Regions from separate parts of the Mus musculus genome. Here region 2 is linked to region 1. Evidence: chromatin loops called from intact Hi-C (ENCODE). Cell type or tissue: heart. All regions are shown on one strand. Each heading gives the region's core, and the rest is flanking DNA. Links, peaks and the distances in the headings are about the cores only.

The links. A loop is a pair of places that touch in the nucleus more often than their neighbours do. Peaks named below come from ENCODE experiments on the same cell type or tissue, not always from the same donor. Only the 100,000 strongest peaks of a DNase experiment are listed, where the experiment ranks them.
Region 2: it touches region 1 in a loop (12-fold over the local background); 4 of 42 quality-filtered maps call a loop at or near these places.

The regions. Positions count from the first base shown.
Region 1 is chr13:84,216,843-84,229,321 of GRCm38, reverse strand. It overlaps Tmem161b (transmembrane protein 161B), which reads right to left and starts at 7,026. Exons shown (of 12, transcript NM_175187.5): 1 at 6,888-7,026. The coding sequence starts at 6,890. It overlaps A230107N01Rik (RIKEN cDNA A230107N01 gene), which reads left to right and starts at 7,147. Exons shown (of 2, transcript NR_138587.1): 1 at 7,147-7,184; 2 at 7,432-9,741. In heart, for the core only: a CTCF peak has its summit at 7,272; a DNase peak (open chromatin) is centred at 7,051; H3K4me3 peaks cover 2,060 bases; H3K27ac peaks cover 1,559 bases.
Region 2 is chr13:86,040,958-86,053,436 of GRCm38, reverse strand. It overlaps Cox7c (cytochrome c oxidase subunit 7C), which reads left to right and starts at 6,642. Exons shown (of 3, transcript NM_007749.3): 1 at 6,642-6,836; 2 at 7,568-7,710; 3 at 8,529-8,639. The coding sequence starts at 6,762. The coding sequence ends at 7,684. Gm22574 (a small nucleolar RNA gene) reads left to right here and starts at 8,389; the gene lies at 8,389-8,448. In heart, for the core only: no CTCF peak of the experiment used is centred there; a DNase peak (open chromatin) is centred at 6,606; H3K4me3 peaks cover 1,953 bases; H3K27ac peaks cover 1,398 bases.

The DNA of each region.
Region 1 (12,479 bases), core at 2,750-10,749:
ACAAAAACAACAACAACAAAAAAAAACAACAAAAATTTTTTTTCTTATTTTTACTCTTGCTGCTGTGATATCCCTGAGAAAAGCAACTCAGGACAGAGAGCTTATTTGGCTTACAGTTCTAGGTTAGTCAGGGCTCAGGAACTTGAAGCAGCCATCACAATACATGCAGTCAAGACCAGTGAGCAGTGAGCTAATTCTCAGCCAGGGATCAGCGTGCTTTCTTGTCTACTACAGTAGAATCTCCTTCCTATGGAGCAATTCATCTACAGACAGGGTGGCCTTCCTACCTCAATCTTCTTAGGAAACATCAAAATTGTTCCTTTTTACCTTAAATCTTACACTTTATGTCAAAAATACAAAAGATAGTCCTATAATTTAATAACAGAATTACTATTTCTGTCTTACTTAAGTGTTATGAAAGTACTGCGACTTGGTGGATGGGATGTGTTTCCTCAGAACTCTATGAGGCAGAGCACTAATTTGACACACTGTGGATCCAAAAGTGAATATACAGCAAGGTTGCAGAATATAATCTAATATATAAAAATCAATGTCCTCATTGACTTTATTTTTCAGGTTCAAACAAAACAGTATTTTGTTTTGTTTTGTTTTGAAGACAGGGTTTCTCTGTGTAGCCCTGGCTGTCCTGGCACTCACTCTGTAGACCAGGCTGGCGTTGAACTCAGAAATCCACCTGCCTCTGCCTCCTAAGTGCTGGGATTAAAGGTGTGTGCCACCACTACCCGGCTAGCAGTATTTTATATCAGCATCCAAAATAAAGTGAAATATTTAAATATTGGTCTAAGAAGATATAGCTAGACATGGTGACACACACCAATCCCAACATGAGAGAAAGTAGGAAGAGAATAAAGTATAAGATTAAGCGGGGGAGGAACAATTTTAATGTTTCCTAAGAAAATTTATTTTAATTGAGGTAGGAACACCCTCTCTGTAGGTGATCTGTTTCACAGGAAGGAGATTGCCTACTGTATGAGATAAGAAAGTAAATTGATCACAACCTGTCTTGACTTCACTCTTGCTCTAGACCAGTTCTCTGATGCATAGCTTTCCAGTCCCACAGAAGTCCTCCTGGTTGGTTAATATTTCCCTTAGAGATGGAAACATTCCACCCAAAAAGGAAAGCTTTTTTAAATATGAAGGTAAACAACTTAAAATAGCCTCAGTAAGATCCTGAAACTAATCAGATTCCCTAGTGCCTTCCCTGCCAGAGTAAGCAATGAAAGCTGAGAGTTACCCTCAGACAGAAGGAAACCAGGCTGAGAAGACGACTCAGAGCTGCAAAGAAAACTTGAGACCATAAAAGCTGACTGGAAGGAGAAGGCAGCCAAGCTGCCTGGAAGAGGTTTCAACCAGTGGAGGCGCCTGGAAAGAACACTCTCCAGCCTGTTGAGCTGCCTTTAGGCTGTCTAGTGCGCTCATGGTTTCCAGCTTTGTGAGCTGTCACCTGTGCTAGGCATGTGTTGGGTGGAGTGGGTAAGGGGAGGGCTCAGTGATATAGATGTCAGAGTCATTTCTGCTGCTGTAAGTAATCCCTTACCCATAATCTTTTAAGTTACCCTACAGCACACATCAAGTTGGACTTCGGTGGTATCTTACTTAGGTCTGTCATAGGTTCCCTATCTTGATGAGAAGACATTTGTGTTACATCTCCCCAGGACAAGTTTTGTCACACAGCACATTCCCTGCAATCCAAGTACCACTGACTGGCAAGTATAGGTCCTGGCTCTGTCTTAGAATAAATGGAGGAGGAGGGTAGGAAACACAAGAGGAAAGGAAGAAGAAAACTATCAAGACACAAAGGCCAGGGTAGAGGGACTTTAATATTACAAAGAAGAATAAGCCAATCCACAAGGGTTTTAATATTGCATGGTTCCAATTATATAATATCCTGGAAACCCTTGATTATAGTGAAAAAAGATCAGTGGTTGCCTGAGGAAGGGAAAGAGGAAGAATGATTTCAGGGGAGTTAAAATACACTTATACCATAATGATGGGTGTACATAAAAAAACAAACAAACAAAAACTATTCATCCAAACCCACAGATAATGTGATCAAAATACACTATAAAATTCTCAATGAATGAAAACACATTATTTTTTTTTAATTAAAGACACATATCACTCTGGTAAAAGCTACAGATAATGGAGAGGCATGGAGAACAGAGACTTGCACACACAATCTAAACCTAATCAAAAGTCCCTCTTTAAAAAATATCTTTATGGACTGGAGAGATGGCTCAGCAGTTATGAGCAGTGGCTATTTTTCCGTAGGAACCAGGTTCATTTTCCAGCACCTATGTGACTGTAGGAACTCTACTTTGATGATCTTGTGGAATTTATCACATCCCAATGGCAATACCCTGAAACATGAGTTAGGTGAAGTTTCTACCCTCCTAAGTCATTGGAAGTTAAACCCTAGTGTGAGTTTCAGAGAGGACAAGCCGTAGTTTACTATCCTATCTGCTCTGGAATTATGTGAAACAAACAAACACAAAACAAAAGTCCTTGTGAAGTGAATATTTTATTGGTTTGGCTAGAATGACTATACCCTTTGTCCTACCAGACAACTGTTTAAAAAGCCCTATTATTTTAGAGGATACTTCTTCACTCATTCACTTGCCATTTGCTGAAACATTTCACTGTCAGCAAAGCCATCAACTAGATGAAGTCCCTCTAACTTGGACCAGAACTGTGAATAAAACCATACTATGTCATTAGCAATGAAAATAGAGTCAAACAAGCAAAAAAGCAGAAGGTAGTTTACAAACGTTTGTTTCTGCAAAGGTGCTCAGGCACAACCTTAACTAACCAAAATACTAACCGAAGAAACACAAGGCTCTAACATAGATTGACTAGGCCTCTCGGAAGACAAAGAGCAAAGAATCGCAGGAAAGAGAAATCAGAAAACTTGAGAAGAAACTCAGATCTCTGCTACTACATTCAATGTTAAAACCTCCTTAGAATCCTCAAAAGGCTCACAAGAGACATCTGTATCAGGGTCCTTTCGGCAAAATCTTGCTGGCATGCCTGGCAAACACAGAAGTGGATGCTCACAGTCAGCTATTGGATGGAACACAGGGCCCCCAATAAAGGAGCTAGAGAAAGTACCCAAGGAGCTGAAGGGGTCTGCAACTCTATAGGTGGAACAACAATATGAACTAACCAGTAACCCCAGAGCTCGTGTCTCTAGCTGCATATGTAGCAGAAGATGACCTAGTCGGCCATCATTGGGAAGAGAGGCCCCTTGGTCTTGCAAACTTTATATGGCCAGTACAGGGGAACCCCAGGGCCAAGAAGTGGGAGTAGGTGGGTTGGGGAGCAGGGAGGGGGAAGGGTATAGGGGACTTTTGGGATAGCATTTGAAATGTAAATGAAGACAATACCTAATAAAAAATTGGAAAAAGGAAAAAAGAATCCTCAAAAGGATTATCTCACTTTCGCTCAAATGCAAAAGAACCTCCAATAAATACCCCCCAGTTCTTAGTCCTCCATCTTCCTTTAAGAATGGTTTGAAGGCCACTTGTTTCAGACTTAACTATAGAATTTATTAAAAATAAAATTTTGAGTTGGGAATGATAGCTCATACAATAATCCCAGCATTTGGGAGGCTGAAGCAGGAAAGCAGGGAGTTCAAGGCTAGCCTGAGCTACTGAATTAAGAACCTGTTTCCAAAAGCAAGCATGCAAAGATTCTAAAATTTTACTACTCAAAATAGGATCCAAATACACATTTTTTTTTAAAACCAAGAATCATAGGTATTTTTTTTTTTTCTGAATAGTACAGAATTCACTGTATACCAGACTGGCCTTGGACTCACAGATCCCATGCTGGGATTTAAGGCATGCACCACCATGCCCAGGCATTCTTAAGGAAACTTAAGTATCCCAACACTCTTCACAAGTTCACTAGATGTCAGCTATTCCTTGACTCCCTCAGTTTACAATCAACTCACTGGTCGGTACTCTCCAAGTGTGTGTTTCTCTCTAATCACATAGCACATTATTTCTTCCCAGCACCGCTCCTCACCAACTCTGCTATAGCAAAGCTTTCTGTCTCCCCACAATTAACAGCAGCAAATTATTAAACTGCTACATTGACTAAACAAGCCACCAGGGATCTGTAACTCAAAATGTTGCTCTAATTGTGCTACTGTTCTCTCATAAATCAAAACCAATGCAAGATTTCCATCACAACAGAAAGTGGAACAGAATTAAAACACTTGCAGTATGCTTTCTACCAAATATTTTCACATACTGAAAGCAAATAATGTAGTTCAGTATTTTTGGTCTACGTCACAAGCCTATGGTCCTTTGCTCACAATACAAGAACCTGATACACACAGCACATCTATGAAGTTTGGGGGCTACAAAACCAGATCAGAGAATGAGAGGGCAGAATAAATTTATAACCAATTAAACATCAGTAAATCCAAAATATTCACTGTGGGGTAGCATTTATAAGACATGAAATAGCTGGCCTAATATAAAGACAAGGATTCTCAGACTACCCAAATGATGTGTGTGTGTGTGTGTGTGTGTGTGTGAATATATATGAATGATGTTTTTAAAGGAACTAAAAGAGCAAGGGAACCATATTAAATCTTTTTTTCTTTTTTACTTATTGACTTTACATCCCACTCACTGGCCCCCTCCCACAATCCTTCCCCTGACCCCCACCCCCACCCCGAGCAGGTGGGGCCCCCAGAATATCCCTCAACCCTGGTAGATCAAGTCTCTGTACCACATTAAATTTTAATCAGAAACTTGTATTTGTCATGAAATAAGGTTCTAAGTCACTGAATGTAAAGAATCAGAAGATGACTAAAAGCCAATTCTACTTTTGCCAGGAATTTAGAACTTCTCAAAGAGTTCAAACTCTTACCAAATGCATGTATGTAAACTAATGGGTAGAATCTGGGTCTTGAGAGTTCATGTCTAGTGAGTGTTCTTCTCACTGTATGGTTCACAACTTAAAACAAACTGTTAATTCAACCAAGCTCAACCTAAATTCCGACCATCCTTGCTTTATTTTTTTAAAGGATTCCAAGCAATGACGGCAATTCCATACACAAACATCAACTTCATAGCGGTGAACAACTTTAACTTTAGTCAAGTAACTAACTCAAAAACAAGACAGATCAATGTCACAATGGGGACAACCAGGCCCCACATTGTGAAGTGTCACCAAGAGATTAGCTGAAAATATATCTACTTCCTTAGAGCGGCCAGAATGGTTCTGTGGCTCTCTGGATGCAGAGAACACACTCTAATTCAGCTTCCCTGTGACTATCGTGTATTTAATCATTTTATTTAGATACTAGTGTCAACTTCCTAGACAAGACCAAGTTTATTAGACCTCACCTCAGGTATAACACTGCCTGCTTCTAAACTCCACATTCTTCCTTCTGTAAAATTTGAAGAGATGGGGAGGTTGCTAGACTTTAATTCCTTCTAGTTCTAACGTTCCCTCTCTAATTTCACTATCTCAAATGAAAACAGAACTCTCTTAAGGAATCTAAGCCATACTATTCAGAGGTTCAAAACACTAAAACAAACAAACAAACAAACAAAAACATTAAAAGAAACAAGTCACCTGGTAGTTTGCAACTGGAACCAGGTGATTTTTTTATTCTCTAGTAAGTCATACAAAACAGCAATATTAATCCTGAAAAAAGGGGCATGGCCAAACTGGGAGTAGTGGCATATGCATTTGATCCCAGCACTTGGGAAGCAGAGGCAGACAGATCTCTGAATCAGAGGGCAGTGTGGTCTACATAAAAAGGCAGCAGCATAGTCAACTAAAGCTTGAACCCAAGATAGAAGTCTCTGCAGATGGTTTGAAATCGTTCATGTGGCTGATTGCCTGTTCAACTTTACCAGAACCCTAGGACCTTGGAAATAGCAACTATCTTTTTTAAATCCTTTTATGTTCCAGGAAGTAGTTGACTGCAGTCACCAGCCCCTACACAACCACCTGCCTTCCTCTCATAGTCCCCCAATAAAGCCAAACTTAGATGTTTCGAAATCCCATTCATTTCATCAATTAACTCCTGAACTGTGTGATCAGTCAGCACCCATTGCTTCTTATCTACAGTTGATTAAGACGTTCTTTGTACAAGTCCCTGAACCTTGTCCTTTCAGACTAAAACAGCAGAGAACTCTGAGAATGACTGGCCTCACGGTAAAACACCCTTCGGTTACTCCTTTCCCTCCAATCTCTCACACCAGGTTCTTTTTATGTTTACGTATCCTTCTCACCTAACCTTTAAGACACTTGCAAATAATATGGCTCAAGCTGTGCTCCCTCCTTCGATAGAGATGTACAATAGGAAATTACAAATTTTTCCTTTCAAGTTAAATCTGTTGGGACTCAACCTGGACATTTTCTTTAAAAGTGACATTGATTTTCAGTTCTGCTCTAGTTGAGTGTTAAGAGAAGCCAATTTTGTCTTAAGTGCCTCGGCGTTGCTTGTCTCCAAGGAGACAGGCAAGCGTGCAAAAAGGCACTGCTGCGTCCTTAAAATCTCAGCCAAAAGCCTGCGGCGGGAAAAGGTGGCAGGGACAACGTGGTGGGTAGAGCAAGGTCATCAGTGGGCCACCTGGCGCCACAGGACACACGCGAGGGCAGACTCCTTAGACTGGGTACTCCGACAGACCCGCCCCTCTCCAACCCCACAGGTCCCTCGGCTGTCTGGAACCCCGGCGGCGGCCGCGCGCACTCTGGGAAGGTTGGGGTCCTGCCAGCGGTTCATCCCAACGCTCCAGCAGGTTCCATTCCCAGCAGGGACATCAACCGGCTCCTTTCACAGACTGACCTCCCTGTCCTTTCCTCCTGAAGGTTGTCACTCTCATCCTCACAAGACTCACCATAACGCCAAGAACAGGTCGTGGGACAGACAGTCTAGAGTCCCCGGGACCGTCCAGAATCTCCCCTTCAGGTTCTGCAAAACGGAGCTCTCGAAACCGCGAAGGGAAAGGTCTTCCGGCTCGGCCGGAAGTCCTGCCCGCATGGGACAGGAAGTTCCTCCCTCTCCGGACCGCCAGCGACCCCACGCCACGCAGAGAGGAGGAGCCGCAAGGCGTTCTCTAAAGCCACTTCCGTGGGTGTGAGGCTAGGGCGGGGGGCGGGGCTGACCTTGAGAACGCAGGGGCGCAGGCGCACAGGTAGGTGGGCGGGGCGGGGCAGGGCGGGGCGGGGCGGCATGCCCGCAGGATTCCTAGGTAGGTGCGGTATTTTTCGCGGGCGCTGGTGGTCGGTTTGTGCTGCTGCAGGGATCAGCTGGGTGGGTGTAGCCCTCGTACTCTGACGGTTTATTGAGGGTAAAGAACCTTCTTGGCTGTATTCATGCTGAGATCATTCAGAAATTGTTTAGCTCAGCCAGCCTCTTTTCTGTCCGCTTTCCTTACGCAGTACCTTGGAATCTCAGTTAAAAATTCATGCTGTCCAAGCACCTTCCTCTCTTAGGTCAATGGAATGTGACCTTTAGAAGTTCTTTGCTCTTCACAGACGCCAGCTCAAGCCAGAGGATATCTACAAAGAGCAGAGGAGCTAAGAAGAAAATTCAGTATGGACATTTCCTACCTACTTAATACCAATATGAACAAAAAGGGCCTTACAACATTCTCATATACATACATACATAAATACACACACATTTATGCTTTATGACACCTCCCTCCTTCCAAATCTGTACCAGTGAACTTGCCTTTATATTGTGATGAGGGTTAACCATAGAGGTAAGTTTGAAATAAGGACACAGAGCATCTTTGGCCCAGAAATTATCACACCGTTTAACGATCCTTATGGAAACATGCTTATCTCACCCTTCTCCGTGAGATACCTTTTACCATAATGTGGTTCTCTTGTGGAGTCAGAACTGGGGAGGAAATTCATCTTCAGCAGTCAAGGTTGCACAAACTTGCAACTATGAAACAGCTATGATGTTCAACCTCTAACTGGCCCAAGGACCCTGGGAAACAATCCTGAGCTACCTAGAGATGTTAGATTGGTGCTGTTTCAAAAGGATACAGAAACAAAGTTTATACATTATGTTAATTTTTAATGGTGGGGGGAGATAGGGTGACAGGTGATAGAGAAATTATAAGAAATGAGAGAAGCTACTCCGAGACCAATAGCCTTGAGGAATAGTTTGTGAAACTGAGAACTTCCCCAAGGGTTCTGTTACTGCTTTATAGAAACAAGCCTGTTAATAGACAGGCCCCAGGGCAACTGCAGTATAGTAAAGAAGGACTCCGGTTGACCGCTCCTGTATCTGGGGGAAGCCATTGCTATCCTTGAGAAAGAAAAGATGGAGGTGGCGAGTGCCTATCAGCCTGTCAGTGACATCACATTCTGTGAAGTCTTGTCTTTCACTTGTGACACAGTGGGTCTTCCATCTGTCCTAAACCTGGCAGCCTTGTTAAGGATCAGAAAACATCTTCTCCTATATGACAGTAGGATAGGAATTATTAGCAGGATAGAATCCATTCCTGCCAGAGGAAAAACAAGAAATCAGTTTTTACTACCTTATTACTTTCAATAGACTGTCAGATTCTATATTCTCTATTTTGTACATGGCGCATTGATTAACAATCCTTGGTTAAAATACTTTAGTTTCACATAGTGTGTATATGTTTACATTTACAACTGTATCAAGTCTTTTTGTCCTATTAAAAAACAATATATTCTACTAATTACCTGTTTTTTTTTATTGACCATTTTCTATTTCTTAAATGTATAGAAGTCTTTGACAAAGATTCAGAGAAAGAATTATGAAAAGGAAAGAGAGGAAATGTGATGATGAAGATGAAAAGATCTTTTTGGCAAATTAGTTATGATCACAGTCTTTGATAAAAGTCATGGCTGCTTACCATGTGGGGTTTGTGATAATTTAAAATGTCCTCTCTACGAACTGATCTCAGATGTGTATAAATATCAACAGAATAGTATTTACATGAGCACTCTGGCCTGAAACTCTTCCAATTTTAAAAATCAATTTTTAAAAGTCTTAAACCGTCTTAACAAAATGTGTTAATAGTTTTACCTCTAAAAAAAATTCAAACACTTTTCTCTTTCCTTTACTGAATATGATATGTTTTATTCTGTGATTTCTATTTCTTGTAAATGGTAATTAGTCTGTAACTATGTGGAAAGTTGGGTTTTGTTTCCTTAGGTAAATTGTACTTAAAATTCTTTATTGGCCATCTTAGAAAAATCATGTACCAGTAACAATGATTTATTGGTCATGTTCTGCCATATATGGTTAGTGGAACATTTTGCAATTGTTCCAAAAAGCCACTAGAGGAAAATGGTTGCCTTTTAAGTAGGATCAGAGGATGGGACCTTTGTGGTGTGCTGAGTGTCCTTGTCAGAGAGAGAAGAACTTGCTTCCTCGTTGTTTATTCTGCACCATGTGAGAACTTAGTCACAACTCATTTGCCAACAACAAAGGGGTCCATTTTCACCCCCACCAGTGATACATATGGGAACTAATTTTGTGGTTTAAATCACTCAGTTTATGGTACTTTTGTTATAGTATCCAAAGTAAAGAATGCAAAATTGTGTTCAGTGTAATTGCTTTGACGTGAATAAAAAGCCCTACACTCACAGAGAAAGATAATTGAAAATGTATCCATTACCATTCAGCATTCATTTTCTAAACTGTTCTATTTGAAACAATTATTAAAAAAAATTGTCCATCAATAAAGCTTCTTAAAGCCTACCTATATTGCTCTTACTTTTCTAATTTAGGAGATAAGGTCTTCAGAAGTTAAACCAGGCATATGACCCTAACCCCAGCAATTGGAGGGTAGAGAGCCAGGAGTCCAAGGCTAGTCTGGGCTACATAAAAGTCTCAAAAGTAAAAATGTACTGCATTCCTTCAATAATAGTAGCATTCCTGAGAATCTTTATTGCCATGTTCCTTCCCCCCCCCCCGCCCCCCATTGATTTTAGAAGTTGAGTGCAATGACAAATCTTGTACAAGCTGTATAGTGTATATTTTCACAGGATCTGGGGTAGGGGGAGCCAAAGACAAGTGTCCTTCCTCAAGAGCTGCCCACCATGCTTTTAAAAAGATATAATCCTTTTGTCTCTGTCTCCACTGTCTTTGTCTCTCCCTCCCTCCTTCTCTTCCTCTCTCTCTCTCTCTCTCTCTCTCTCTCTCTCTCTCTCTCTCTCTCTCTCTCCAAGAAACAATAACAAGTGTGTGTGTGTGTGTGTGTGTGTGTGTGTGTGTGTGTGTGTGTGTTGTTTGTTTTGGGGATTTGGTTTTGTTTTACGCATAGGTTCTAAGATTCAAACTCAGAACAGCCAGCATTTTACTTGTCCGAGGATTCAAACTCAGAACAGCCAGCATTTTACTTGTCTGAGTTATCTTCCCATAATGGGATCTTGATGCCATTTGAAACGTTTTCCCCCTCCCTCAAGTGCCCCCTGGTCCTTCCCCATCTATCTACTCATCTTCATGTTCTTTCTTACTTTCAACATAAACAAAAACTTTAAGACAACAAAGCAAAACAAAACAAAACAAAAAAAAAACCCAAAAATGCAAGCAATCAAATAAAGCTACCAAACTATAACAGGAAAAAGCCCCCCCCCCAAAAAAAACACAACAGGACCTCAGAAAATGAAAACATTTCTGTGTCACAGAGGACTCCATCAAAGCAGCAGCCTATAGATTGAGAAAAAGATTTACCAGTTATACATTTGACAAAGCCTTTGTATGTAAAACAAAAACAAATAACTGAACATCAAGAAAACAATCCAATTAAACACTAAGGCCTAGAAATAAAAGAGTTCTCAAAAGACGGAACACAAAGGGATAAAAATATTCATCTATAATGGGCTGACCCGAGCCCCACATCAACTGTTAACCAAAAAAATATTCTACAGACCAGTCTGATGAAGGCAATTATTTAACTGAGGTTCACTTGACAACCGAAGCTAACTGTGACACAAACTGAGTCATTTTTTCTAGCCATAGAAATGTCTTCTTAAATAGTCTACCTAGATTAAATCTTTAGTCAAACAAGATCACACACACACACACCAGTCATAAACAACTTTAAACAAAATCATATAAAAGTGTCTCTTTAAAATCTAATCTAGCTTTATTCTACCATTAAATATTGACTTTCATCTTTCTATCAGTTACTGTTATACACTAAAGAAAATGGGAGAGTTATATTTCCTATGATCGGGAGTTTTTGTTTTTGTTTTTTACTACTAAAAGTTATTTTACCAGTAAAAGAAGTACTTTTACTAGAAATGGGTCATAGGTGAATAAACAAAATATAAGGGTTAAGTCCTAAAAGGGTGTCATTTCAATGACAAGAAAACCCAGTTTTTTAAAAAACTGGGAAGCCTTTATTAGCCAAATAGGGAACAGTACAGAAACTGAAACTATAATCCAGCTTGAAAAATTTCACGTAATTCTCTCTACAGCACTATATCTAAGCAAAACTCAAAGAGTTACCTAACCATAGAGATAAGATTTCATATCCTCTAGGTAAGTAACAATTTGATACTGGGAGTATCCATGGAACATTTATACATTTCTAATAGGTGGCACTGATACCGATTCTGGAAACAATTTGACATAACTAATAAAATTAAAAATGGGCAGTATCTTTGTACCACAAGATATACAAGAACATTTACAACAATGTCATATAAATCAGCAAAATTTAGGAATAATCCATTGTAGTTTGATAGAAAAGTAGGGAAATATGTTGAGAATATACACACAGTAGAATATAGCATTAGAAAAAAGTTCATTACAAGTATAGAAACATGGATAAACCTATTCCTAAAATTAGTCAAATAAAACAAAAACTCACAATAAAGTATTACAGGATCCTACTTAAAAATTTAACAACAACAAAAACAATTTAAGTATAACATGGATAATAAATTGTGGATTTACTTTTTTTTTTGTTCTTTATGTGTGCCTTGTATTACATTGATGTAGCCACACCCACACATGGTAAGGCTTTGCACCTTGAGACAAGTTCTCTCACTGAACCCTATTAGATAGATTTAGGGTAGCTGAACATTGAGTTGCCAGCATTTGCCTGTCTTCTCTTCCATCATCAACCCCCAAAGGTGAGGTTATAGTACAAGCTGCCAAGCTTGGCTATTCATATACTGGTCTTCTTGTTTAAATATCCCATCCTCTCACCCACTGAGCCATCTCCCCTGTCCCTACTTATTCTTAAAGTAATATTTTCTTTACTAAAATTAGATAGACTGTATATAGCTGTTCATTGAATGGGTGTTTTGTGTTTCTTACATATATTTTATAATTATTCATTTGAAACTAGTCAATGAAGTAATTCTAAGTGATAGCCAGTAGTAATACAGCTTTAAAATATTTGTGTATATAATAAATATAAATAGGGTCTATTTAAACAATTATCTATGTAGTTGTTATAAATAACATGTACCTGGCATTGTAT
Region 2 (12,479 bases), core at 1,874-9,873, 1.8 Mb before region 1:
TAAGAGTTTTGAAGAGGACACTAGGGGATAAGGAAAGGAAAGGAGGAAATTTTAAACAAAAGAAACACAGTGTAGTCGAGTTCACTCATCAGAAAATGATTTTTCTTTCTTCTCATACCCTTGTCTCCCAGTGGCATCACTCAAATATACAGAAACTCAGCAGCATACGTGCAAATATTAATTAACTCAGTCCTGTCATGTTTTCTCCTTTTTCTAATGTCAGGTTTTTCTCTTATAGATCTGAAATTACAAACAGGTGTCACAATGTCTGGAAGATATATAAATTCAAGACCAAAAGATAGGTGTTAATTTGGATTTTTCAGTTTATGTTGTAAAGTTTCTTCATTACACAATTCATTTTAAGTAAAGTTGAATTTGCATAACAAATATTGTATTTTAATTTTAGTTTCACTGTTCTACATAATATATTTCAGTCTCCAAATACTCCTGTGTGTTTGAAGAGTGCCTTACTTTGTGATATACAACTTTCTCACTACTTAAAGTAAATGGATTTTATTTTTTAAATATGGCTTTTGAGTGTTTTTTTTTTTTGTCCCTAAGGATAATTGTTATTTTATGTTAATCAATTCATGGAATGTTTCATTTCTCCTCCAATGAACTTCATAGTAAAAATATATCACATTTTCCCAAAGTTTTTCCAAGGTAATTGGCGTTTGTCTGGCCAGCTCCTACAATAGGAATACAGATTGCTAAGTGTCCTCTAGAAGAAGTGTAGCATCGTCCTTGCTTTAGGTCTCTACATTTGTCCCAAATTACTCCACAGCTTAGAGGCTATGTCAGTGGTGTACAAGACTCCCTGTGGTTCTGGGGATGACAGGTTTATATGGAAAATGTTTGTTTGACATGTTTTATAAATGTGTGGGTGAGTAAAATGGTGGGAGAGCCACCTAGGGCCCCTTATTCATGTGTCTGCGGTGTGGGTGGGAAGGAGAACATCTGTGGATTGGCAGAAAGACCTATCTTTATCACTTATTTTTCTCATCTGCCTCCTTGCACTCTCCATTTCTCCTTCCAGACTTATCTTCTTCCCATGACCACTTCTTGAACCTGCTGTGTTTTCTCCATATCAATGGCCTGGATTTTCTCTCAGATCTCAAAGACTGAGGATTAGTTTCTAATAAGGTGATGGACTTCTAAGAAAACATTCCTAAATGGAAGCTGCAAGCCTCAGAAATATTGGAGTATGAGTCTATTGGATTCCTCTGGTCAAGCTCATAACAAAAGTCAAGAAAAGGCCCACTATGCTTCTCACTGCTCAGTGAAAAGTTAGGAGGAATCTGTGGTCAGCCATCCGTATTTTATTAACTTGTTGCTTAAACAATAGAATACCACCAGATTTGTTTGAGCTTTTCCCCTTTCCATTAATAGTGAACTTAAAAGAGACCAAGATAAGGGCAAAATCTATTCTCAAAATATGCTATTAGGTTCTTAACTAGTTGATAATTTTAGAGAGTAATAAAGAGAACAATATATAAATAGTGTAAAACTTCACTTATGATTTTTTTTTTGTTGGGTGGTGGTGGTGGTGGTGGTGGTGGTGTATGTGTGTGTGTGTGTGTGTGTGTAACACTGTGTGTTTAAGTATAAAACATGACTTATGATTAGTTGTTTGTTTCTTTTTTGAGGGTGGTGTGTTTCTGTGACTATGTGTGTGTGTGAATGAGAGAGAGAGAGGGGGGAGGGGGAGGGAGAGGGAGAGGGAGAGACTGCATATGTTTAAGTGTGTGTTTTATGTTTTAAATAAAAATGGGGAGAGTATGGTACAGTATGTAGTAATACTTTTGCAAGCCTGAAGACATAAGTTCAGATACTCAGAACCCAGGTAAAAGCTGACACAGAAGCACACTGTCAGTAATCCCAGAATACTATAATGAAGAAATAAAAAAAGAAAAGTCTGTAGGAGCTCAATGGCCAACTAGCTTGGCTTACACAGGAGCGAGGAGATAGTTTCTCAAAGCAAGGTCTCAATGCAAGGACCGATCCTAAATGTTGTCCTCTGACATCCATATGTATGCTATGTCACTAAAACACCCCCACACATACACACAAACAATAACATACACTTACAGATAAACACACAGACATGCACAGAAACACACACCCATAAAAAGAGAAGAAAGGAGAAAGAAAAAATTAAAGAATAGTGTTTTAATCCAGTGTTTTGAAGTAATTGTCATGTACATACCCTAAGGGCAATGGTAGCCATGAACACGGAGTATCAGAATGCTGGAATGTGCATTTTTAAGTATGTCTAATATTGTCCAAAGATATAAGATAGCCAAACAGCACTGTTTTATGTTCAATTTTTATCAAATCTGAAAAACCATCCCAGTAAATGGAAAATTACAGGCATTTAGTTAGGGTAAACATATTAAATGACTAAACAAAGCTGCCATTCAGATCTATGATGCGAAATGCTTAGTGGAATATTGGAAAAGAGGTTAATTTCTATTTTACTTGATTTATTTTTCTCTCATATATTACATCCTGACTACAGCTTTCCTTCCCTGTCCCTCTTATCCTCCCAGAACCTCCTCCAACACTCACACCTCACCACCACTCTTGCCTCCCCTCAAAAAGAGCAGGCTTTCCAAAGACATCAGGTAATGTAGTATAACAAGCTACAATGAGACCCGGCATACACCATCACTTCAAAATTAGTCATCACCCCAGTAGGAGAACAGGAATCCCACAAGTAGATCAAAGAGTCAGGGACAGCTCTAGCTCCAATTGTTAGGATTTACCCGAGAACACAAAGTGTCTTACTTAGGGTGATCATTGCTGTAAAGAGACACCATGGCCACAGCAACTCTTATAAAGGACAGAGTCACCATGACCACAGCCGCTCTTATAAAGGACATTTAATTGGAGCTTGCTTCCAGATTGAGAGTTTCAGTCTATTATCATTATGGCAGAAAGCATGGCAACATCTAGGCAGGCAGTGCTGGAGGAACTGAGAGTTCTACCTCTTGTTATTTAGGCAGTTATGAGAATACTGAGTTCCACAAAGTTCTCAAAGTCCACTCCCACAGAACACACTTCCTCCAACAAGGCTACCTATTCCAACAAAATGACACTTCTTAATAGTGTCACTCCCTGGGCCATGTGTATTCAAACCACCACACCAAACTACTCCGACATAAAATATATGAAGAGGACCTAGGTTAGATCTCTACTGGCTCCCGGATCTCTTTGAGTTCCCGTAAGTCCCTGTCAGTTGATTCTGAGGACCATGTTCTCTTCATGTGTCCCTGACCCCTGTGGCTCCACCTGTCCTTCATTCGCCTCCTTCACAGGTCTCTGAAGTTCAACCTAGTGTTTGTCTTTGGTACTCTCCATCTGTTCCCATCAATTGCTTGATGAAGTCTCAAGTAATTGTTAGACCTAGGTAATAATTTATTAACTCTAAATATCCCCCATAACTGTTACTTGTTTGCAAGCATAACCATATTAGTATAGATCACATATTTATGCCTAAAATTTTTGGAAGAGGCTTTTCCGTGCCAGGTACTGCTGGTCAAGCTGGTAGTGGGTCTGAGCTCTGGGGACAAGATGGTTACAATTATTTGCATATTCCATGAATGTCCTCCCCTTTTGTGGACTCTAAGGAACTTCCCAGGAGGCTTTTAAGTAGAGGAAGAACTTAGGGTTTTAAGAGGTAAGAAAGACAGTTCTCGATATTGTCACATCTGGAAAGGACACTGGTACATTCCAATTTCTGCCATCCTTTCCCAGGGACAGAGGTCCCAAGAAGGCTACTCCACAATTCTTATGAAAATAATTTGTGTAACTATGCTAGATCTGCTTCAGTTCTGAGCTAATTCTAGCCATTGGCCTGTGTGAATCACAGAGAAGATTCACTGATGTAAATTAGAATCAATGATAGTTAAGTCTACAGGTAACATTATTTATAGTAGACTAAAAGGTAGAATTAAGAATAAAAAAGTACTCCCTATTTATAGTCTGGAGACTATAGGCCCTAGAGATGGATGACAGGGGACTGCTGTTGTTACTTTTGCTAAATAGCAATGCTGTTGAACTCTCTTCTGAATATTTGTTTTTATACAAATAGATATGTGCTGCTGTCAGCCTTGGTGAAATAAGTCTTTCTGCAGTAGGCACTAGTCAGTACAGATTTATAACAATTCAAAACACAGAGAACAAGCATGAATGTTCAGGCCTAAATGGAACCTTTACACGACCTTCTCCTCCAAGCCTCAGGGAACATCAAGGAAGACAGGGTGGAAAGAATGTAAGAACAGGAGGATGGGGAGGAGTACTTTGAAATGTTTTCTTCTGGGCATAGCATTACCACTGCACTTGCATATTCACAGTAGATAAGGTTATTTGCACATACCTGAGAAAAGATTAAACTAGTCAAAATCTAGCATAGGGGTGGTGGTCCAGTCACAAAACCTAGCTCTGAGGAGCAATTAACAGTTGATGGCTACTGGCGGAAGAAGGGTCAATTTTCCCTAGAACGTGTCACCATTGGTGGGTTTCTTTGCCAAGTAGATGGCTAAAAACCCATTTACACTTCCATGTGAGCAATACTAAATGTACTCAGTGAGATATCTTAAACAAAGAAGGCATAAAGTTGGGAGGGGCACACATTGTAGGATGTACAAAGAGAGTTGGAGGGAGGGCATAGACATCAAAATAAATTGTATACATGTATAGAATTCTAATAGAATAAACATAAGTATTGTTACAAATCTTTTAATATGAAAAAGGACAGAACAAATCTCTTCTAAAAATTTAAGAGGGGACTGAAGAGAAAGTTTAAGAGTGCTTGCTACTCCTGTCAAAGAATCAAGTTTTAATGCATGCATACACAAAGGCAAACCATCAGATAAAATGGATAAAATAAAATATCTTGGCCCCTTGGTCTTGCAAACTTTATATGCCCCAGTACAGGGGAACACCAGGGCCAAGAAGTGGGAGTGGGTGGGTAGGGGAGCAGGGCAGGGGGTAGAGTATAGGAGACTTTCGGGATAGCATTTGAAATGTAAATGAAGAAAATATCTAATAAAAATATTTTAAAAATGAAATTCTCTCTCTCTCTCTCTCTCTCTCTCTCTCTCTCTCTCTCTCTCTCTCTCTCTCTCTCTCTCTCTCCCCCCCTCTCTCTCCCCATACCCCCCACTCCAAAAGTTAGGAGAGGAACTAATCTCCCTCCCCACCTCCTTTCATCTCTCTTACTGTTATATATGGGCAAGACAATGGCACACTGATACTTTCTGCCTTACTCTTTTAATGACAATACTCACAGAGAGTCCAAGAGAGTCATCTAGATTAGGTAAGGATGGCCTACACTTGTGATAGAATTTGCAACTATGTTTAACAGGCAGATTCATAAATATGTAGATGACAGATAGATGATAGATAGATAGATAGATAGATAGATAGATAGATAGATAGATAGACAAACCAACAGACTGACAGACTGAGAGCTAGATGACAGAATGTAGTCCTGTGATTTGCTTAACTCCTGTTACTTTCTGAGCCTTAGTAGCTTGAATGAAATATTTTTACACATCTCTTAGGATATAGTTTCAGCCAAATTTTATCATCAAATATGAACCATATTTAGACTAATCTTAATTTAACAAGTCTATGTGGTGTTCTTCTAAAAATTATAATTTTTAATTATAATATGATTACAGCATTTCTCCATTTCTCTTTTCTCCCTCCAACCCCTTTCATGTACCCTGCCTTGTGTTCTCTTTCAAATTCATGGTTTCTTCATTTCATCCGGTATTGTTACATACATAAGTAATATTATACAGACTGAAAAGGTTATATTTATATATTTAGAGATACACACAGTGACCCCCTTTTCAAACGATATTCTCACAAAAGGTGGGATGGGATAGGGAGTTTGGGGGGGGATTGGTAAAGGGAATAACATTTGAAATGCAAATAAAGAAATTATCCAATTTAAAAAAAAAACAATAATCTACGAGTGTCTAGTAGCCTTGGCTAATGTTGATGCTCCATGAAACTGTTATGTTCAGCAGGAATAAACCAATTCCTAATCCAGGGAATCTCCAGAAGTCAGAAGGTTCTTGTGTCTTCTCCAACCTAATCATGCTGCGCATAGGAGTTTCTATCTGTATGTCCTCTTATATCCAATTTCTATACCTTCAAAAAAACCAGGTCTTAGCACTTCAGTCCAGTTTTCACTACGGCATCCTTTGTGCTACATACTGTTTGATCAGTTGCTTGTGTTCCCTCAGACAGGACTATAATGCACATCTTTCAACCTTGGCAAAGAACCATAATCAAAATGACTGATATACTCACAAGAAAATAATTTTATTTCTTGTTCCATTAACTTGAACACACATGTTAAAGCAGCTTTAGTTTCTTCAATAAATTGTTTCTGGAAACAAATCCCAAGAATCCTAGATCTGAACTCATAGGACAGCTCAGGTCCCATTGAATCACTAAAGGTAAGTTATCACTTGGTGCTGGTGCGCGCTCATTCTAGAGCCAGACTACATTTCCCACAATCCATCGGAGCCGATATGGCGCCCGGTATTATCTAAACTACAAAGCCCACAAACCTCAGAGCCCGCCGGTTGAGTACGTTTCAGGAAGTTCCTGTTGTAACTCCCATCTTCCCTTTCGGTCTTCGCGCTCTGCCGAGCAAGGTCGTGTAGAAAGGGGAGTTAGGTGGTACGGCCATTTCTTCCGCCTTCCGTGTCTGCGGCCCTCGCAGAACTTCCAGCAGCGACATGTTGGGCCAGAGTATCCGGAGGTTCACGACCTCCGTGGTCCGTCGCAGCCACTATGAGGAGGGTCCGGGGAAGGTGAGTGAGGCTCGGCTGCCTAGGGGCAAGGTGACGCTCGGCGGCCGGCCTGGAGCGTGTGGGGAGGGAAGTGACTGTCCAGGAGCTCGGGGAGACACTCAGGCCCCTCAGTCCACACCCCGGGGAGAACTGGGAAGCACGGCGCCTAGCCGCTGCCTCCACGCCGCCTGTCAGCCGCAGAGCGAGGCCTGGAAGGTTCGGTGGGAGCTGGGCGGCGTCGGAGATTGAAGGTCATTGGAAACAAAAGAAGAGGGCCTGTGGCTGGTTATTAGCGCTTTAAACCAGCAAGCCACGTTTGAAGCGGCGATCCTCGGTTAGGCCCGGTTTAGCCCCCAGTGTAAGTAAACGGAGTACTTAGTGGTGACTGCCCCGGAATTGTTAGGTGAAGCCTGGTAAAGGGAAGAGAGAGGATGTGGAATAGGAAAAAGAGAAAATTGTACTGTGATTGATACTGAAAATTCGAATAACAACGGACGAGAATGATGTGTTTGTTTCTAAAAGTTACTACTTCGGAGAGTAATTTTTTTTTCAAATATTAAAACCAAAAAGACCCTTACACTTAATAGGGCCTACCAACTGGTATTCAGAAAACCTGCGTGTTAAATTAAAATGAAAATGTTCTGTCGAATGCAGCTGATTATAAAATACGTGGTTGCTCCCGACCCTTTTATTAGAGCAAGTTCAGATGCTTTGAACGAATGTTTTTTGCCGTGTTCTCTCTTTCTCAACAGAATTTGCCATTTTCAGTGGAAAACAAGTGGCGGTTGCTGGCTATGATGACCGTGTACTTTGGATCTGGGTTTGCCGCACCTTTCTTTATAGTAAGACACCAGCTACTTAAAAAATAAGGATATTTAATTCATCCCTTTAACAGGTAATTAGTAAGCTTCTAATTTTCCTAAAACAGTAATTTCTGTTCTATACCCTATACACTCTTCCACAACATGCAAGTAGATAGTTGTCTCCAGATTCCTTAAGGTTAAGTGTAAATGTCATATTGGTAGAGGCAATTTGGAAAACCTATTAAAAAAATAAAGTATTGATCAGTAAAGGTCAGTATTTTACAAGTACTCCTTGACCCCAATAATCTGAATATATATTATGCAACACACCTCTAAGATAAGTAGTATTAAAACCCCATTGAAGACACAGAGATAATTGATTGAGTTTCAATAGCTAGTAGCACTAGTGTAGGGTTCCTACAGAGGATAATCTTGTTCTATGAATCACACTTCATAAATCAGTGTTGTGTCTTCTACAGAAATAATTGAATCTTCAGCGACAAAAGTGCACTAAGGATAGCCAACCTTTGACATTACCAAATGGTATTGACATCTACAAAGTTGATGGGAAAGAAACCCTGAAATGTTCCAGTGTTCTTTTCATTTCTACCACTCCTAGTTATCTATTTTATGGTATTAAAGTTGGTATATCAGTTGGTCTGCTGAGGTTGAAAAACTTAATAAGTTTCTCCATAGACATGTTGCATAGTGGTAGCCTAGATCCCTTCATATACATATGTGTTTATTTAGCATAATTCATGAAAATTTTGGTACATGTGATGAAGCAAATCAGTATGAATAAAATGATACTGTAAACGCTTTCTGATGTATCATCAAATTGATAGATGATATGAAATTGCTGTAACTTGTAAAGTCGGGCTTCTAATGCCATTTTGTTTTTATTTTGCAGAATGAAGAAAGTTTAAGAGATGATCTGAAAATTGGATTAAACTCTTGAACTCTTATACTAGAAAAAATTGTAAATAAACTAATGACATAAAGATTCAATGCCTCGTCTCTGCAATAAGGAATGTGATAGTTATTACTTTTGTTTGATGAGAACTATATATGAGAGTTGGGGTGACGGGTCAGTGCATGACATGCTTTCAGGACCTGCTTATAAGGCCTGCTTTGATATCCTTGAGTACCCTGATCAAGAGCTGGCAAGCAAAATAGCCTGCTTTTGATCCCAACACCCAAGAGGCATAAAATCTCTGGTCAAGCTGGTTTGCTAAGCTAACTAGGATTAACACTGAACTCTGGGTTCAACAAAAGACTTTGCTTTAGAAGGCAGTAGAGGAAGATACCTGAGGTAACGTTGGATTTCTATTTGCAAGCTCACACATGTCCCAAATGAGAATGCATATGCATAAAACACAGTTGCATATGATTTAGACTTTATTATAATCTTAAATTACTGGGTGTCATTAACTTGTTTTTTAAATTGGGAACATGTAGTAACAATTTGAATATACATACTCATCCTAACTTAAATTTAAAAGTAGCCTTTGGAGATAGGTTTCTCAGTGATTAATCATGTGAAGAATCAATAAGTTCTAGTGAATTGGGTACTTTGACTATTTTCTTTCTAGATTTATAACCTAAAATTGAAGGTTTTGTATTTGAGAGTACTGCTAACCAATAAGTCTTCCTTAGAACAGTATTAAAATAATTCCAAGGGAATATAACAGCATATAGGACAAATATTTTTTCAGGAGTATCGTATATGGGAGGTAAGTGAAAGTTCCCATTAGTAATTCTCTCAGTGAGTATTTGTTAGCAATGAAACACTACTTAACACTTGAAATGCCATAGTAGACTTTCTAAGGATTACTTGTTGGCAGGGAAAGGTAGCAACTGAATATGCTAGACCCTAGTGTCACTCTTGGAATACCACCAATGGTGGAAAAATAGAAAAAAATACCAGAGGTTTTGATGAAAGGGTGTTATCACTGTTTTTGAACCATAATAGTATTTAAAATAAAAACAGTAAGTATGTGAAAATAGATTGCTGCATTCTTAAAATGATTGAACACTTAGTATGCCTACAGGACAATTGCAAGAAAGAATTCATACATAACTGAAAGGATTCATGGCTTGAACAGTTAAAGACTTTAGCTGATGTGATACAAGCTTAATGCATAGTGCAATCACTGTCTAGCCTCCAAAGTGTATAATAGCATTTACAGCTATATTTGAAAAAAAATAACTTACCCAAGAGGGATCATAGGGTATAGTCAGTAACTTATCATTATTAAGTTCACATAGGCTTGTTGTTAGTATAATTGCTACTAAAAATGGTTTTAATAATTAAGTTGACTTCAGAAAAAATAAATGCATTTCCTTAGAAACAAGTAAATAGACCTTTTGCAGTTCTCAAGGCTCCATAGCACAGGCATTAAGCTGGGCAGGTAGTCTGGAAGAATAGAAGGAATGTGGGTTTGACATAAAGGCACGTATGGCTAAAATATACAGACCAAACTCCATATTAGCAAGGGCCTCTTCATATTTCTTTTAAAATTTATGAGTATGAAGACTACTTGCTTGTGATAATGATAAAATGTGTGGGCTGGCACGCAATCAAGAGATTCCCAGAATCCATTCAAAGCCATGGAGGGAAGAATACTGGCCAGAGAATAGACCTCTTAAGCACATGGGGAAGCCAGCTTACATTTTATCTTTTAATCTCAAGTTCTGTTAAAGACATCTCAAGGTCTTGACACCTGCATTCATCCATATGCAAAAATGAAAACTTTTCTGGGATTTGAGTATAGAAAACTGACGGTATAGACAACTAAATGAATGTACTGATGATGGTCCTAGAACTGTTGTTCAAGGGGTATTTACAACAAACACCTGCCTGTCTGAGCTATAGTTCATATTTAAGCCTTAACATGTCTTAATGGGATATAGTGCACTTTCAAATACTCTATCCTCCAGTAAAACTCCAGTATGAACAGTGGTATATAGTCACATCTAAGTAATTTCAACCTCACACTCATATCTTGTCATGTATTCATTCAGATATCATCTTTAGATTGTCTCTATTGAGGCCTTTCATAATCCAAAACACTGGACATTGTCTCCAACTCTATCAAAAGTTTTATAATTAACCAGGCATTAAAATTCATTTCAATATGCAGGTTTTCCATACAAATTTGTCATCTTTTGAGATTAAAGAGGCTTGTTCATGTATTTCATCTGTAATCTAGTAAGTAGTGAATGAACATCTTACGAGATTCAGAACCAGAGGTGATATTCCCGTAAAAGTCAAATTCACAGCTTGCATGTTTCAGTGTACAATAAGTAAAAATGTCCCCTAAAACTGAACTAGGGTCTCCCAAATATGAATATATTGAAATAATTCAAATGTGGGAACACAAAGGTAGGATTTGTACCAAAATGTAATTCTCAAGGAGTGCATGGTTTATTCAATTTCTTTGCCCAAACTTCACTGATAATGGGAAAATACTGATTTATGTTTTTGGCAGACTAAAGACAGATTTATATTATTCTAAGAAAAGAAACTAGAGCTTAAGACACCAGGGCATCACTGAGGCTCTCTGATTAACCAGGCCAACCAAAAGACATGGTAGAGTACTCTCAAAGCAAAGAGCCAAGAGTGCAATGGAAGACACCAAATGTCCTGTGACCTTTGTATATGTATCCACACTGTATATACATGTATACAAAATTTTAAAATTAAAATGAGTGCCTTGGGTATTCTCATAACTGAATTTCTTAAGATGTTAGCTGTCACCACATCAAAATCTTAAAATTTTGGTATATTAGCAAATGATCATTTGTTCTCATAATTTATGTAAAAAAAGGAAGAAAAACCTGCAATCTATGTTAATAAAGTGAAGGATTTTTAGAATAAGACAAAGCTGATTTGGGATAGACTTGAGTTCATATTTAAATATGAATACAAGCAACCTGATCGTTCCCTGACTTACAGGTCCATAGGACTTCGTATAAATATGGGAGAAGCAAACTCTACCTTTGTTTTGGCAAAGGAAAAATAAGAACAAAACTGGTATTTAAATACAGGCTGTTGAAAGGCAATGCACTATTCAGCTTCCTGATTCAGGAATTAGGCCCCAACCAGCCTAGGTCCCTGAGAGACAGTAGTGAGCAGAGCTCTTTATTAAATATATGGAGGGAGCAAAAAACACATTGTAAAAGATAAGCTTCTCTACATCTCTATTTCTGCAACACAGAATGTGGTAAATAGATCCCCAAGGCCATTTCCAACTTAAAGTAACTGTATCTCTTATTACATCTAAGGAAGCAGAACAGACTAAATCAGAGATAGGAAAAACCTCTTAAACATTCTCTGTGTAAATAGGATTCTGAACAAGGGCGGGTAAATAGCCTTGGGCTTTCAAAGTGGGTTCTGTTTACTACGCAGCTTTTAGGATTTGCTACTCTTTCATTTTGATAGACCATATTCACTTATTGGACCCCTTTGTAAAAGTTAGAAATAGAAGTTCCCTTTACCTTGTGACAGCATCATACCATAGTACCCTGTCTTTCTAATCCTGTAACTTTGGAATATTAGCAAAAATGCATATCTATTTTGCTTTACTCACTAGTTAATTTAACTGAATTTTTCTGTTATTCCTTCAGAAATTCATGTCCATTCCCAATTTTTCTCTGCTCCAGCGAAGAATAAAAGTAAGGTGTTAACAGAATTCTGTATACCGTTGTATAAGCTTTGTGTGCCTTCTTTGCTGGAGTTAAAATGTACTACCATAGTAAATACTGGGTTTTCAACAAATACCTTTAGATAAATGGTGTTAAGGAAAAATACTGAGTTCAGTAAAACTTCTAAGTAGGTATAAACCACCCTAGATGGTCT